Linked DNA regions of Homo sapiens: region 2 is linked to region 1. Evidence: chromatin loops called from intact Hi-C (ENCODE). Cell type or tissue: PC-3. All regions are shown on one strand. Links, peaks and the distances in the headings refer to the core of each region. The heading gives the core; the rest is flanking DNA.

Region 1 (4,399 bases), core at 276-4,275:
GTTCTAATCAAAGGATAATCAAAGGAAAAAAATCACTAATTGATATCTAAATACAAGTTAAAAGACATAATACAACTTAAAAAACTATAGTTAGGCTGGGCACGGTGGCTCACGCCTGTAATCCCAGCACTTTGGGAGGCTGAGGCAGGTGGATCACTTGAGGTCAGGAGTTCAAGACCAACCTGGGTGAAACCTGGTCTCTACTAAAAATACAAAAATTAACCAGGCGTGGTGGCAGGTGCCTATAATCCCAGCTACTTGGAAGGCTGAGAAAAGAAAATGGCTTGAACCCAGGAGGCGGAAGTTGTGGCAAGCCTAGATCACACCACTGCACTCCAGCCTAGGTGACAGAGCAAGACTCCATCTCAAAAACAACCACCACCACCACAAAAACTATAGTTAAAAACCACCATGTACAAGGCTAACACTATTTTAAAAATCACCATATAATTTCTAGAAATTGACAGGATGTCAGTGTCACATTCATCCTACAGTTATCGGAACAAGCCCTGTTCCTCCCTGGCTTGAAACTGTCAAGCATACTGTTTCCTCTGTCTGTGATACTCTTCCTGTACTCCTTCATCTTAGCTTACCACCTACCTTCCTCCATCCTCAACCAACGTCTATTCATCCTTCTCAGCTTGTGATAACAGTGTTTTGACTCCCAGGACAGGTCAAGTCCCCCACTATGTGTTCTAAATCAAACAAAAATACCCGCTCTACTACTTCTTCCTAGAATTTACAACTGCAATCAATTAACTAAGCAATTATGTTAGTGTCTGCCTTTCCTTCTTTAATCTAGGCATGATAAGGATAACATCCAGCTATCTAGCCCCATGCCTGGCATAGAATAAGTTATGTGCTCAATAACTACTTTCACTGAATGAATGAAAGTCATAAAACATTAAAAAAAAAACTATTGCAAATAATTATCTCAGCTTAGAAATTAAGCTTTCATAAGATGCAATTTAAAAGTCAACTTTATTTACTGTATACACTATAATTTGTTTTGTAAAACTTTTGAAATCAAAACCATTTCATCTTTAAATACTCAATCTTTAATATCCATGTATTTTGCCTCTTCTAATAATTCATCCAGATGATACTGCTGGAATACTAAATTTTTTTAAATCAGAAAATACATTACCTGGAAAAAACAGGATCATTCAGGGAAACTCAGACTAAGCTTCACCCTTGGTGCTTCTCATTATCTTGAATTATGACAGTTATTTCAAGGCAATTTATTTTTCCTATATAATAACTGTAGATAATCTTTGAGTTTTCAGTATTTAAATTATCACCAATGTAAGCACACTGTACTGTTTCAAAAACTCAAAAGGAAATTCCTTCAAGATCTCTAGAATGATTAAAATATTTGGTTTTTTTTTTTTTTTCTTGAGACGGAGTTTCGCTCTTGTTGCCCAGGATGGAGTGCAATGGCGCGATCTCAGCTCACTGCAACCTCCGCCTCCCAGGTTCAAGCAATTCGCCTGCCTCAGCCTCCCCAGTAGCTGGGATTACAGGCCTGCACCACCACGCCTGGCTAATTTTGTATTTTTAGTAGAGATGGGGTTTCTCCATGTTGAAGCTGGTCTCGAACTCCTGACCTCAGGTGATCCGTCCGTCTCGGCCTCCCAAAGTGCTGGGATTACAGGCGTGAGCCACTGCGCCGGGCCAAATATTTGTTTTCTTGAAAAGGAGCTTTTAAAGTCATTTCTTTAACATGAAAATCATTTATTTTTACATAAATATACAATATAAAAACTACAATGGAAGAAAATCACACTTCAATACAGACAATTATCCATGTCTTTTTAAAGGTCCTTAGACCAATTCTAGCATCACTGTAATAAAGCAAAAACCATTTGCTTTGTGTTTAAAGCTCTAGGGATAGAACTGTAATATATGCCCATGGAATTAATTAGCTGGGGGAGGGGGGAACCAATGGATGCCAAGACTCTATGTCCTAGATTTTCTCTGACAATCCCAAATTCATATACTCTCTTCTACCACGCTCATAATTGTCAGACAATGTGCCCTGAATACCGGTTCAGAAAATACAATTCACCAGTATTACGGAAAGTCCCAGGCAAGAAAACGGATTTCTGAATTGGGACATGTCCGGACTGTCGTCACATTATCTGCTTATCATATTGCACAAAAAGTGTCTGTAACAGTTCCTCAGTGGTCACTGACACCAGGCCAAACTTCAAAGAACGACGCAGAGGCATCCAGCCTCTAAGGTCCACTTATACCTTCCCCCCCTGCTTACTGAGTTCAATTCCTGACCCCCATCCCACTTCTTCAGGGAGAAAGATGATAGGTAACGGGCTTTTAAGCATCCGACGAAAATACCTCCCTTCAAATGTTTAGTTCATGTAATTTTCACTGCTGCTGAGTAGCCATAGCAACCAGATTATAATCTACCAAGTTACCTCAGAAACCAGGCAAGTCTCCTGTGTCCCAATATCAATTTTTCTCAGTAGAGCAGAAGTCATTATTTAAACAAACCATATTCATCTTGGCACTGAGGTATTTTAAAAGAAAGCATTTTATTATACTGAGGGAGGCTGACCACCTAGCTGTTTTCATTGTCAATAAAGCAGAGATAAAAATAAGTTTGACACACACCAGCCCAATGACCGGTCCTGACAGCAGACATGAATGAGCTGGCGGCAAAAGGTCTTGCATCACGCAGCCCCGAGGAGCATGAGTCACAACCTGGCCAACTCCCGGCACTTAACCTTTCCTATCATACAAGTTGGGCAATTTCTCTCTCTCCCCCTCCCTCCCTCCCTCTCCCCAACCACAAAGCAGAAATATAATAACTGCTACAAGTCCTCCTTAATATAAAATGCGATACAGAACATCGCTGTCCAAACCACATCATTTTTTGTCTACTCACTAAGCATTTCCTACTTTTCCAAAGTCAGCATTAAACTGATTCATACTGCACCATGTCTTCAGAGGAAGAAAAAAAAGACAAAGATTTTAACTAGATATTTTTTTTCTCCAGAGATCTTAAGAAGAACCATGCTAATCAAATCATGGGAGCATCCTCTAAGCTACTATTGCTTCATCAGATCTGTTTCAAAACCGTTAGTGTTACATGAACCAAGAAGCTGGAAATAAACAGAAGGCAGTTTATCAAAGTTTAATGAAAAATAAGTGACCACTCTTCCAAAGTCCAGAGAAACAATAAAACAAGAGTTGCAATTAATACAATTGAGTAAACACAGCATCATGGGAATTCTTTGTCTAACAGGAGAACTGAAAGAAGGTGTAATATCTTTCCTTTACAGGTATAAATCTAAACCTAACTCTGTTTTATACTCATTAAAAGAGGAAAAGGGAGGCTACTTTTGCAATTTAAACCTTGGGTGGCTGATTAACCAGGTGCCAATAGTATCTAAGACTACTCCTGGAGGCAAATGTCTAATTTATGCCTCAAATAAAAAAATTACCAGTCACTCAAATAAGCAATCAGGGTAATGGATCAGTCCATCAAAAAAGCTTCTGGCCAGGTACAGAGGCTCATGCCTGTAATTCCAGTGCTTTGGGAGGCTGAGACGGGGAGAATCACTTGAGACCAGGAGTTCCAGACCAACCCCAGCAACATAGTGAGACTCCATATCTACAAAAATAATTGTAAAAATTAGCCGGACATGGTGGTGCATTCCTGTAGTTCTAGCAACTCAGGAGGGTGAGGCAGGAGGATCGCGTGAGCCCAGGAGGTCGAGGCTGTAGCAAACCGTGACGGTGCCAACTGCACTCCAGCCCGGACAACAGAGCAAGACTGTCTCCCAAAAAAAAGCTCCTCCTGGGAGAAGAGTACCAACTGACCAAAGACAAAATAGTACACTTGCAGCATTTTTAAGCGTTAAATCCAACCCTCAGACAATCAAGATATAAACCATACCAGAGAGGAGATCCCATTTCACTTCTAGAGTTTTTTCCACTGGCCACACTTTGTGTAGCTTGTTTTCATGTATAAATGAATACTTCTCCCTTGGAGCCCACATTTATGATTATCCAACAGGTATCTTTAAGGGGGAAAATGATACAATCTAAAAGCTGCAGAGGAGTTCCACGCAACTAAGGATTCTAGCCAGGAATACCTAATAACTTCAAAAGTGACCTTTGACTACATGAGAAGAGTACTACCACCTATTCCTCATGCTACTATTTTCTGGTCACACATACTCCCAACTCCCCACTCCCCAGCCCCACCCCCAAGATTCCCAATCTCCAAGCTCTTCCCAGGCCCCCATACCCAAACTGTTCATCCACACACACCTTTGAGACCCCAGTCTGTGTGCCATAGAACACAGCTGGCCTCAGGCAAAACTGAAAAGTAAGCAGTATTTGTGTTTTGAGCCCCCTCTTTTCTCCAAATCAG
Region 2 (4,399 bases), core at 8-4,007, 160 kb after region 1:
TTTAGCCGGGATGGTCTCGATCTCCTGACCTCGTGATCCGCCCGCCTCGGCCTCCCAAAGTGCTGGGATTACAGGCGTGAGCCACCGAGGTTGACTTTTGAGAAGTGAACTTGTAACCTCTAGAGAAGTAGGGAATGCAAGGGTTTCTAAGGGCAAGAATTGTAGAGGTAGGAATTAGGCAGAAATAATTGGCCACCATCTGCTATGAGAAATGGCCTTGTTCTATGTGGGGCTGAGCTAAAAGATTCTCCATAGAGAAATTGGTACCTGCATTGTGAGGATCCAAGCAAAGAAGAAGAGTGGAGGAACATTCTTTTTAAAGGCATTTCATGAAATATGGAGTGGTAATGGCAAGAATAGCAGTACTAGGCAGGAAGTTCTAGAAGTGGCTTTACCCAAGCTCAAGTTGCACTAGGTGTGTAGAGAAATGGATGGTGTTAGTGGGCAAAATATCCCCTTATAACTTCACATTGCATAACTCCAGGGCTATCAGTCACACGTAGCTTATGTCTATGGGGTGACAGTCATATAAACTTTACTCCCCATTGCACTATTCCAGACTCCTTCCACCCCCGAATAGTGCAATGTGGAGCACTGTCCATTATGGAATTGAAAGTCCTGGGTTTTGGTGTTGGGATTCTGTTGGTTGCAAGTAACAGGAACAACTCAAATAGTTTAAACAATAGAGGTGATATATTGGCTGTGCATTCCAGGGTTAGAGCTGGCCTCTCTGTTTCCATCTCTTGGTATTGTCTTCCTGTTTGTGTTAGCTTCATTACTTCTTACTGCTATGTGATAAGGGTTGGAATGTGTGTGTGCGTGTGTGTGCGCGCGTGTGTGTGTCTGTGTGTGTGCGTGTGTGTGTGTTGGAGGATTACATCTGAGTGATATTTTCCTTGGCAGCCGTATCAGAACCACAGGGAAAAGTAGAGGAGTAGTTCCTTTCAGGGCAGAGGTACTGTTATTTTCTAGATTATGAATGATGTGAAAACCACAAATAAAATGTCCAAGAGACGTTTGAATAGGGCCGTTGGTGGGCCATGAATAGTACTATTTGTTAAAATTTGTGCTAAAAATTACTTCTTTAAAACATTTTTCTTCTTTGTTGAAGTAATTCCACTGTATTCTTAAAGAAATCTGACATGAACAATTTTGTTTAAAAATCTTCTTTTAAGGTCAATTTACAACTTTAATTAATATGGATTGCTGACTGATTATGTAATTCTTCTAGAAATGAGTATGACTGGATTAGGTTGTAATGAGTATTTTATAGGAAAGTCAATACATGGCGTGTGTTTTCAGTCTTTGTCATCTGGTTCTAGTCTCTGCTTGGCAACAGGATTTTATACGTGGCTCTGTCAGTGCAGCCAAAAAACCTTGCATACTTCACAACTTGCCACTCTTTTTAAAGATGTAGTTAGAGACTGAAGCTTATAGCACATGCTGCTGGATTAAGCATCTAAAGTGAGAGTCTCATGGGCCCAAAATATCTCTTGTACCCACACATTTCCTGGTAGGGCAAACTTCACAAAATAAACATAGATGACCTCTTGCCCATCCAGTCTTCCGGAAAGTTTAGAAATGATGCAACCTTTTGGCAATATGACATGACACATCGCTTTACTTGTGCAGAGCATGGACTTCCTTCATTCTGCACCACCATGGATAAACAAGCATTTACATTAGCACTGTCCAGGATTTGGAAACAAAATCTCATCCACTTTAATGAGTCTAGACGTTAGTAAACTGCCTTGGCTTGGGGAAGGACGAATTGACAAATGACAACAGGGAAAGTCTCATGGTTGCTCCACAGTGACATCAAAGACGTAGGAGAAAGTAGAAGCTGGTTTTCCTGTCAATACCTTGGTTTCCTTTTCTTTCTTCATTCCCCCTGCATGTGGGAATAACAATGTCTGGAATCAATATAGGGTTCTTCTTCTAAGAGGCTGAGAGTGTTTTCCCACACATAGAGCTGGCTGGTTTTGTTCTTTCCCTCTGCAGGAGAGTGTGAGCTGTGAGATTTCCTATTGCCCTCTGGCCTCATGTGAGCTGTGAGATTTCCTACTGCCCTCTTGCCTCTGCCGTTAACCTAGCCCTCAATTCTGTTTCCATCCTGGGGGGGCCTGTTCTGATTTCTTTTATTCATTCAGTAAATATAAACAATCCTTTACATGTTGATTAGTGTGCTATGTGCCTTTTTTGTAACCTCTTTTGATTATTCCATAGACTTTTTTTTTGATTCCGTGGAGTAGATATCCCCTGACTTGTTTTTCAGGGGTTTGTGTTTGTTTTAAGATTTTCTTTTCCCTGCAATTACCCATTTACTCTGTTTTCTCTACTTCTAAAAGACAATCCATACTTAGAAGTGCCACAATTCACAATGATGGTGCATAATTAGGCACAACCTAGTTATAATTTTGAGGCCTGGTGTGGTGGCTCATGCCTGTAATCCCAGCACTTTGGGAGGCCAAGGCAGGCGGATCTCCTGAGGTCAGGAGCTCAAGACTAGCCTGGGAAACAAGGTGAAACTCCGTCTCTACAAAAAATACAAAAATTAGCCAGGCGTGGTGGTTCATGCCTGTGGTCCCAGCTACTCGGGAGGCTGAGATGGGAGGTCGAGGCTGCAGTGAGCTGAGACAGCACCACAGCACTCCAGCCTGGGGAACAAAGGGAGACACTGTTTCAAAAAAAAAAAAGAAGAAGAAAAGAATTTTGGACTAAAATGTGGCCCCAAACTACTTAACTTGTAAGGCTCCTTACACTTTGTTTCCAACCCATTTCTCCAGCCTATTACTTTCTTTTTTTTTTTTTTTTTTTTTGAGACGGAGTCTCGCTCTGTCACCCAGGCTGGAGTGCAGCGGTGCGATCTCGGCTCACTGCAAGCTCCTCCTCCCGGGTTCACGCCATTCTCCTGCCTCAGCCTCCCAAGTAGCCGGGACTACAGGCGCCCACCACCACGCCCGGCTAATTTTGTTTTTGTATTTTTAGTAGAGACTGGGTTTCACCGTGTTAGCCAGGATGGTCTCATCTCCTGACCTCGTGATCCACCCGCCTCGGCCTCCCAAAGTGCTGGGATTAAAGGCTGCCTATTACTTTTTATAATGCATTCTGCATGACAGTGCTTCTCAAAGTATATAAAGTAAAGGACGAGCTGTTTTCATTTCCATTCTGTGGAGGTCCGATATGTGCTTCTATTGTGCATAACTAGTGTGTAACTTGAGCAACATGCAGTTCACCATGTGAGCTCTACATGGTCTGTATCCCATGTAAAGAGAGGAGGCCACTGACTGAGTGCACAGTAAGTAGCTAATGTTTTTACAATTTACTTCGGATTTCTTCATTTACATGTTCACAAAATGTAACAAACAATTCACAGTCCACTGACCACAGTTTGAGTAGTGTAGCCTTGAGGCTGTATCTCCACCAGATTCTCCCCATTTTTGAACAAACTTTGGATGTTATTGCTTTTGAACTTTGACCCTAGGCCTTCCCCCAGACTGGGTGCCCTGTTCTCCCTGCTTTGCCCGGTCTATCCTTCCTTTTCTTTGAAATCCCACCTTAAATTTTTTAATATGAGTAATACTTCACATAACATAAAATTCACCATTTTACAGTGAAAATTCTGTGGCTTTTAGTACATTTAAACTGTTGTGCAACCATCACCATGATCTAACTCTAGAACATTCTGTCACCCCTAAAGAAACCCGGTATCCCGTAGCAGGCACTCCCCCTTCCCCCTCCACTCAGCCCCTGGTGACCACTACTTTCAGTCTCCACGGATTTTCCTATGCTGGGTCTTTCATGTCAATAGAATCATATGATATGTAGCCTTTTGTGACTTAGCATAACATTGTCAAGATTCATCCACGTTGCAGCATATATCAGTTCTTCCTTCTTATGGATAAATAATATTCCATTGTATGGATATACCACATTTTGATATTGTTTATCCATTCATCAACTGATGGGCATTTGGGTTGTTTCTGCTTTTTGGCTGTTACGAATAACACTTTTAGTAACAAGTACTAGTTTTATTGTGGAAATATTTTCTTTTCTCTTGGGCATATATCTTGGAGAGGAATTGCTGGATGGTATGGTACCTCTATGCTTAAATTCTTGAGGAATTGTAAACTGTTTTCCAAAGTGGCCGCACCATGCATTCCCACCAGCAATGTATAAGGGTTCTAATTTCTTCACATTCCTGCCAACACTTGTCATTATTTTTTTTCTTTTTAAAAAATTACAGCCATCCTACTGGGCACCATAAATATTTTTCTTCTGTGAACCCATCTGATTACTCCTTCCAGAAAGAATCAACCTTTTCCTCCTCTCTGATCTCACAAGAATATATAATACAGTAATTATTACAGTAGTTATCTTTTTAACCTTATGGTGTGCT

Evidence for each region. Hi-C counts contacts between places; a loop is a spot of excess contacts. Peaks named below come from ENCODE experiments on the same cell type or tissue, not always from the same donor. Only the 100,000 strongest peaks of a DNase experiment are listed, where the experiment ranks them.
Region 2: a loop joins it to region 1, with 3 times the contacts of the local background. A loop is called at or near these places in 4 of 110 quality-filtered maps.

Annotation. Positions count from the first base shown.
Region 1 is chr3:172,128,392-172,132,790 of GRCh38, reverse strand. All of the region lies in intron 2 of FNDC3B (fibronectin type III domain containing 3B), which reads right to left. Among named protein-coding and RNA genes, the nearest start is that of FNDC3B, 91 kb to the right of the region's middle. In PC-3, for the core only: no CTCF peak of the experiment used is centred there; a DNase peak (open chromatin) is centred at 2,690; H3K4me3 peaks cover 603 bases; H3K27ac peaks cover 2,821 bases.
Region 2 is chr3:171,964,562-171,968,960 of GRCh38, reverse strand. All of the region lies in intron 3 of LOC105374217 (a long non-coding RNA gene), which reads right to left. Among named protein-coding and RNA genes, the nearest start is that of TMEM212-AS1, 66 kb to the right of the region's middle. RefSeq lists a cis regulatory region at 1,528-1,539 and an enhancer at 1,462-1,606. In PC-3, for the core only: no CTCF peak of the experiment used is centred there; a DNase peak (open chromatin) is centred at 1,590; H3K4me3 peaks cover 276 bases; H3K27ac peaks cover 1,830 bases.